Linked DNA regions of Homo sapiens: region 2 is linked to region 1. Evidence: chromatin contacts called from ENCODE Hi-C or POLR2A ChIA-PET data. All regions are on one chromosome and are shown on one strand. The core of a region is the stretch at or near the end of the contact, and the rest is flanking DNA. Distances in the headings are between cores, read along the strand shown.

Region 1 (3,171 bases), core at 345-2,844:
TGCTTGGGCATGAAGGCAGTAGGGTCATGGGTGAAAGTGAAACGAAGCTGTGACTCCAGCAGAGCCCCTGCCATCTAGAAGCTCCCATTCTAGCCTAAGAGGCTGGCATAGAAAAGGTACTTACAAAATGGTGGGATGCATAACAAAGGCTCATCTTCATTGAGTATCTACTCTGTGTGCTAGGCACTTTGCCTGGATGCTTGCTCAATCCTCCTAACAACCTCGAGATGAGTACTGTTGTGCCCATTTTACAAACGGAAAACTTGGAGCTCCAAGAGGTTATGTGGATTTGAACTCAGTGCTATCTGACTCCAAATGTGAAGTTTTGTTGGTTTGTTTTGTTTTGTTTTTTTTGAGGCAGAGTCTCGCTCTTCACCCAGGCTGGAGTACAGTGGTGCAATCTCAGCTCACTGCAACCTCCGCCTCCCCGGGTTCAACCAATTCTCCTTCCTCAGCCTCCCAAGTAGCTACGATTACAGGTGCCCGCCACCACGCCTAGCTAATTTTCTGTATTTTTAGTAGAGACAGGGTGTTGCCATGTTGGCCAGGCTGGTCTTGAACTCCTGACCTCAGGTGATCCACCCACCTTGGCCTCCCAAAGCGCTGGGATTACAGGCGTGAGCCACCGTGCCCGGTCCAAATGGCATGTTTTTAACCACTCTGCTGTAACAGTACACAGAGGAGGCACCCAGGGTGGGTGGTGTGTGGAAGAATGGGGTTTGGGGGGATGTGCTGATGAGAGAAGTGCATTCCAGAAAAGTGAATCAGCATTTTCGAAGGCTGTGTATTTGTGTGGGTGCAAGACACTGTTTGTGTAGCTGCTAATTAGCATTGATTGAGCACTTACTGCATTTCAGGCACTTTCCTTGTATTTAATCCTCACAGCTTGCTGTGTATTCTCACCGGCATTTTTAATAAAGGAGGGATCTTAGGCTCGGGGAGTTGTAGCCCAGAGACCCACAGACAGTAGAGGAGAGAAACCAGAACTAGCACTCAGGTCTGTTTCAGACTAGCCGCGTTCTCTCCACTACACCAGCCATGTGGCTGGATATTAGCATCAATAGGAAAAGACAGGGATAGTCGACTTCTGAGGGGTGTTCTGGCTGCCCCATCCAACCCCTTTTTTGGAAGTGGCCCCGTAATTTCTTTTTTAGGAAACCATAGCTCCCCAATCGTCCATCTTCTTGCTTTGAGTGGGACCCACCCTACTCTCTGCCGGTCAATATACTGACTACCCTGGCCACAGGATTGATCGGTTCAGAGATGGGCACGTGATCCCAGCTGGTCCAATCACAGGGAGCTCGGGGGCTTGAAAAGGTGCTTCCGGGCGGAGGCTTTCTTCGTGCCTTCCCTGAACTGGGAGGGCTGGGCATGAGGTTCTTCTTCTTCTTTTTAGTTTGCAAGCATTTATTTTATTCTATTCACACTGTACTGGTATTATACAACCTGCAAAAAGTACAAAAGACTAATCCATGTTTACATGCTGGGTCAGAGCCAAGTTGCAAAAAAGGAAGACAGCACAGACAGATACAAAAAGAGCTCAGGTGTCCCGTACAAGCCACAAGCCTCACTGTCACGTGAAGTATTTAAAGCTGTATATATCGCCACAGGAGAATCTCTGGTCTTTGCAGCAACCACACAGAGGTAGGGGTGGGAGGAGGACTAGGCTACAGCCCAACTGGTGTGAAGAGTCGGGGAGGGGGAGCCCAGGAGTGGGGGCAGAATCCTGGGCCCTAACGTGGGCATCTGGTGGGCAGCAGGGCCCCTGATTGAACCCGGCAGGCCGAGCCACTGTGGGGAGACCACATGTTCTCGTTAAGCCGACAGACCATGCTATAAATGAAACTAGAGAGAGTCAGGGACTACTTGTACTTTCTCTAATAACCGCCCACCAGACTCACAGACACAGTGTGTCCCAGGTGGGTCATCAGGCAACTGCACTTCATGTCACAGTAATAAATAGGAGGCTGAGATTACAGTGAAAAATTCAGTGTGGACGTTTCTGTGGGATGGCACAGTGCTTATCACTCTGAATAATGAGGCATTCCTTTCAGTATCTCGAAATGCCAAGTTCCCTCCAGCCTGGGGCTTTGGCACACCCAGTTTCTGCCTGGACTGTTTGTTCTTGCACCATGTCTTCACCCAGATCCCATTCTCCAGATCCTGCATGAATTCTGCTTTTCCCTGGAGCCTCCCTGGACCCCTGAGGCTTGGCTGGCAGCCCCTGCCCCTGGGATCCCATTGTTTCTGGCTACCAAGCAGAGGTCAGCCTGCCTTGTAGCCAGGCTGTGAGCTTTTTAAGAGTGGGGACACTTTTCCTAGTGGTCTCTCCTCTGTCTTCAGTGCCTAGCCTAAGTGCCTGACACATGCTTGTTGCCTGATGACATAAACAGAGGGCAGGAATTGTGTCTGACTCATCTCTGGTTGGGCATCACCCAGGGCTGGCTTCATGGGCTTGCGACCAGTGCCATCACATAAGGCCCTAGAAAGATGGGGCCTTGGTCACCACGTGTGATGTCACCATCATTGTCTTGAAATTTTTAATAATTTTTTTTTGAATTTGTGTTTCGTAAGTGAAGTCTGATGGGACCCCTAAGCATGCTTTAGGGACTTGGAGCCTCAGCTCTCGCACAGTCCTGCCTTCCATCACCTCCCCAGGGTGGGTCAGATACCCATCCCTCCACCTCCACCCCCTGCCCCTGCCCTATGACTGCTGCTGTCCTCCACCCAGCAGGCACACAGAGGATTAGGGGTAGGCATGCACACTTGGTGGCATCTTTTGGTAGGGCATGCTCCAGGGTTAAGCACCACAGTGCATCTGGTGGGTGGCCAGCTGGAGGCTGTGTCTCAGCCAGGTCCAGCCTTTCGCCCACCCCTGATCCAGGTACCCAGAGCATGTTGGCTTAGAGCGTTAAACATTCCCAAGGATCCCTGTCTGCGGTGGGTTGGAGAACAGGCTGTGGGAAGAGGCAGGCTTGGCTCAGCTTCCCCAGACCCCGCCCTAGCCAGGGCAGGTCTTGTCAGTCCAGTCACTGGCTGAGGGTGAACCCAGCTGCCCTCAGACTCAAGCAAGCATGCGTGTCCCATGTTGCAGGGTAAGGCCCCAGGCACTTGTGAACTTCTGTCCTCTCCCTGCTAGTATCCCCCATACCAGAGAGAGTATCCCTGTAC
Region 2 (3,171 bases), core at 395-2,894, 160 kb after region 1:
GGGTGGTGTAGAAAAGAGATGCTCAGATTTTCTAAGGGGAGGCAAAAATAACTCATTGTTTACAGCTCCAAAGCATGAACTCCTTGAGGGGAAGGTGGGTGAAGAACAATTCACTTCTTCATTTCTTACTGGGTCTTAGAGCTGGGTGTGATGGGCACCGAGGCCAACCCCTCTGGATTGTGTCATCTTTTCACCCCTTCACCCCCAGACTGTCTAATAATACACACATCATACCTTGTCTCCGTCTCTGGAGGCAAGTCTCTGTAATGCCCTTCCCTATCTCCAAGGAGAAGACCAGCAGTAAGTTCTGTTTTTCTGTGGGAGAGAAAGAATCCTAGAGGCAGGTGACCCACCTGGAGCTGGAAAGCCCACTCCACGATGCAGACAGCTCTCTACCTTCCTGTGGTGGCCCCTGGGCCTGGCATTCCCAGGGGACCTGCTGGCAGGAGGAGGAACGAGGGCTTTATAACTTTGGTTATAACTTTTGGTCTTTGTTCTGATTCTCAGTGTATCTTCCTCCGCTGGTTACTAAAGTGTTCACTGATAAGTATGTTAACTAATGATCGAGACAGTAACGAAAAATGCTGGCACTGGGATTCTCTCCCTTCCCAGACCTACCTGCTGGTATTTCCTGGGACCTTGACCCTGCCCCACCCCCTCAGCCGTGCCCATCTCTGCAGACTCCCAGATCACATCTGGGCTGATGGGCTGGCCCAGGCCTGTCCCTCCCTTCTTGCCCCCAGTTCTGGGCTCCACCTCTGCCCTCTTCTGTGCTGTCCCATTAGGGAAGTCCCTTGGCCTGTCTATTTTTCAGTTCCCAATTAGAAGTCTAGAACCTGACAACTCCAGGAGTTCTTGGGAGGACCAGTACAACGTTCTAAAAAGCCTGAGACGCCTTACAAAAAGCAAGTATCATTTGGAGTACAATTCCTAATCTGTTCATGTCCTGCTGAAGGAGGGAAGGAGGGAGAGGAAGGCAGGGGAGTTGATGCATTCATATAACAAACACTGCTGGGTGTCTGGGTGCCCAGAGCAAAGCTGGGCCAGGCCTTCACCAGATCAAGCCCCACAGACCAGCTGGTGCCCATGCGCTGCTGGTGGTTTGGGGCCTCCTGTTCCTCCTCTAGCTGGGAGTAATCACAGTTGTCTGACCTGATTCCAACTTAAGGTCCCCACTCTCTTGCCCCATCAAGAATCCCTGATTATTTACTTTTCCCTAGAAAATCTGGGGAAATTCCCACATTTTAATTTTGCAGCAGAATCTTTTGAGCAGCTTTTGGAACCACAGTGTTTGCCAAGATAAGAGTTTGAGAATCCAGCAGCCCTGGGTGCCTGGCTGAATTTGGTTTCCTGCATGTGCTGGGTGTGGGCGGGGCCACGCACAGGCCCTGCATGGGAGGACTCCTCACCCCAGGCCTGTGGTGCTGCAGACAACCGTCTCCTGTCTACACTGCGACCCAGCCACAAGCTGTGGGGTCTCAGTGGCCTGGGGGAAAGCAGCTCCACTCTCCTGCCCTTCCTGGCTGCCCCTTTGGGTTCCAGCCGGGGTCACGTCCAGCCTCCACTGGGAAACCAGTGACTGAGGCCTGGACCCAGAGGTGGACCAGGCATCTCCTGGCCACCTGTGACCTGGGAAGAAGCGAGTCAGTGGCCCGTTCAACCTGCTCTGCAGCTGCTATAAATAGCCTCCCTGTTTCCAAGAGGAGGTAAGGAAGTGTTTATCTTCTAAAAACCAGACGTTTCCTGATGCTCTGAGCGTTACTCAGTGCTACAGAGGAGATGCACACGTCCCCACTATGTTCTGTCTTGAGAAGGGGACAAGAGAAAGAGGAAAAGGAGCCACTGTACTTTATTTTGCACCTACAGCGTGCCTTGGCACTGGGCTAGAGAGGCACCTTCCTGCGTGAATCCTGTGCGGCAGGTCTTATTGCCATAATAAGTCACATCAAAGACACTGCTGGTCATAAAACACTGTTTTACATACCATAGGGAAAAACGCTGCCAATCTTAACTAAGATGCTACAACTGTACAGTTCCTTCCAATCAGAGATGTTCACGTGTGAAAAAAAAACTGTGCTACTTACAATCTATGAAAGCTGGTGTTATCCCACTTGGCAGGTAAGGAAACTGAGGTCCTGTGAGTGAAGTGACCTCATGATCACACAACAGGAGATGGCAGGGCTGGGATTCAAACCCGGGAGTGTCTGCTGCCACATCCCACACTCCCACTGCCTGGCTCCAAGTCCCAGGAAGCTCGAGACTGTGAGTTTTCTCCCTTGAAACTCACCTGGAGAGAGTCCGGGCACCTGTGCCTATGTGGAGGGTTCCAGCCCCAGCCAGGCCCCTCCGCTGCCCACACCCTGGGAGGAGAAGCGGCCTCCCTTCCAGGCTCATCTGCTCACTGCCCGCATTCTCCTGGCAGAGCTGAGGTCTGAGAGATCTGGACTCCAACCCAAGGGCCCTCTCTTGTTATTCAGGGGTGTCCACAGTTAGGAAGGGACCTGGGGCCTTGTCCCACCACCTTCCTAGGCCCCGTGATCACCACCCCCTCAAGCGGGGCCCCAGCCCCCTGAGCACCCCCTCACGTGACCCAGCCCTCGGCTGTTCCAGGCTCACTGCCCATGGTGTGCTCTTCTGGGCCACAGCAGCCAGGGCTCCAGGGCGAGGACAGGGGACACCTGAAAACACCCCGTTGTTCATGGTCTTGTGCCCATTCATTCGGAGACTCCTGAAAAACTGGGCTGTTTGCAAAGCAAATCCAGCTCCTTGTCCTAGCAGGTTCTCAGAACGGGGAGTCCCCTGGGATGGAGCTGCTCCCCTCACGGCAGCACCACGTTTCCAGTCCCTCGATGCCACTAATCAGCATGGACTGTGTTCAGGACACAGGGTGAACTTTTCTCTGACCCCCGGTGCTGGTCCTGTGCCAGCACGTAGTAGTTACTCAGTAGAGGTTTGCTGAGTAAACCAGAAATCAGATTATGAGTGTTCAGGGGTTTGATAAAACAGCACCACATAACGCACACAAAGATACTCCAGAAACATTTGCTGAGTACCTAGTACGTGTGAGGTGCTGTGAGGATAGAGCAGAGAGGACTGTGCCCCAGCTGTGATGCTGGCAGAGGTGACACTAAGAGGGAAATGAGATATTTGGGGCAGAATCCACTGGGCTCT

Evidence for each region. Hi-C counts contacts between places; a loop is a spot of excess contacts on that map. ChIA-PET counts read pairs that join two places held with the same protein, here RNA polymerase II (POLR2A). Pooled maps may share reads with other maps.
Region 2: a map with no recorded cell type shows a loop between it and region 1 (4-fold over the local background). The contact joins two enhancer-like sites. A Hi-C loop is called at or near these places in 2 of 37 single-sample maps with no recorded cell type and 2 of 50 pooled maps. POLR2A ChIA-PET finds 5 or more read pairs at or near these places in 2 of 52 experiments (BJ and MCF 10A).

Annotation. Positions count from the first base shown.
Region 1 is chr5:172,531,982-172,535,152 of GRCh38, forward strand. The region is part of intron 1 of LOC105377727 (a long non-coding RNA gene); the gene reads left to right. Among named protein-coding and RNA genes, the nearest start is that of LINC01944, 25 kb to the right of the region's middle. RefSeq lists an enhancer at 1,668-1,737. Within about 2 kb of position 1,595, at least 7 of the 41 ENCODE cell types and tissues checked have a DNase peak (open chromatin) inside an H3K27ac peak, as active enhancers do.
Region 2 is chr5:172,687,472-172,690,642 of GRCh38, forward strand. It overlaps NEURL1B (neuralized E3 ubiquitin protein ligase 1B), which reads left to right. Exons shown (of 5, transcript NM_001142651.3): 5 at 1-3,171. The region is part of intron 2 of LOC107986479 (a long non-coding RNA gene); the gene reads right to left. Among named protein-coding and RNA genes, the nearest start is that of MIR5003, 27 kb to the left of the region's middle. RefSeq lists a silencer at 3,072-3,131. Within about 2 kb of position 1,645, at least 16 of the 41 ENCODE cell types and tissues checked have a DNase peak (open chromatin) inside an H3K27ac peak, as active enhancers do.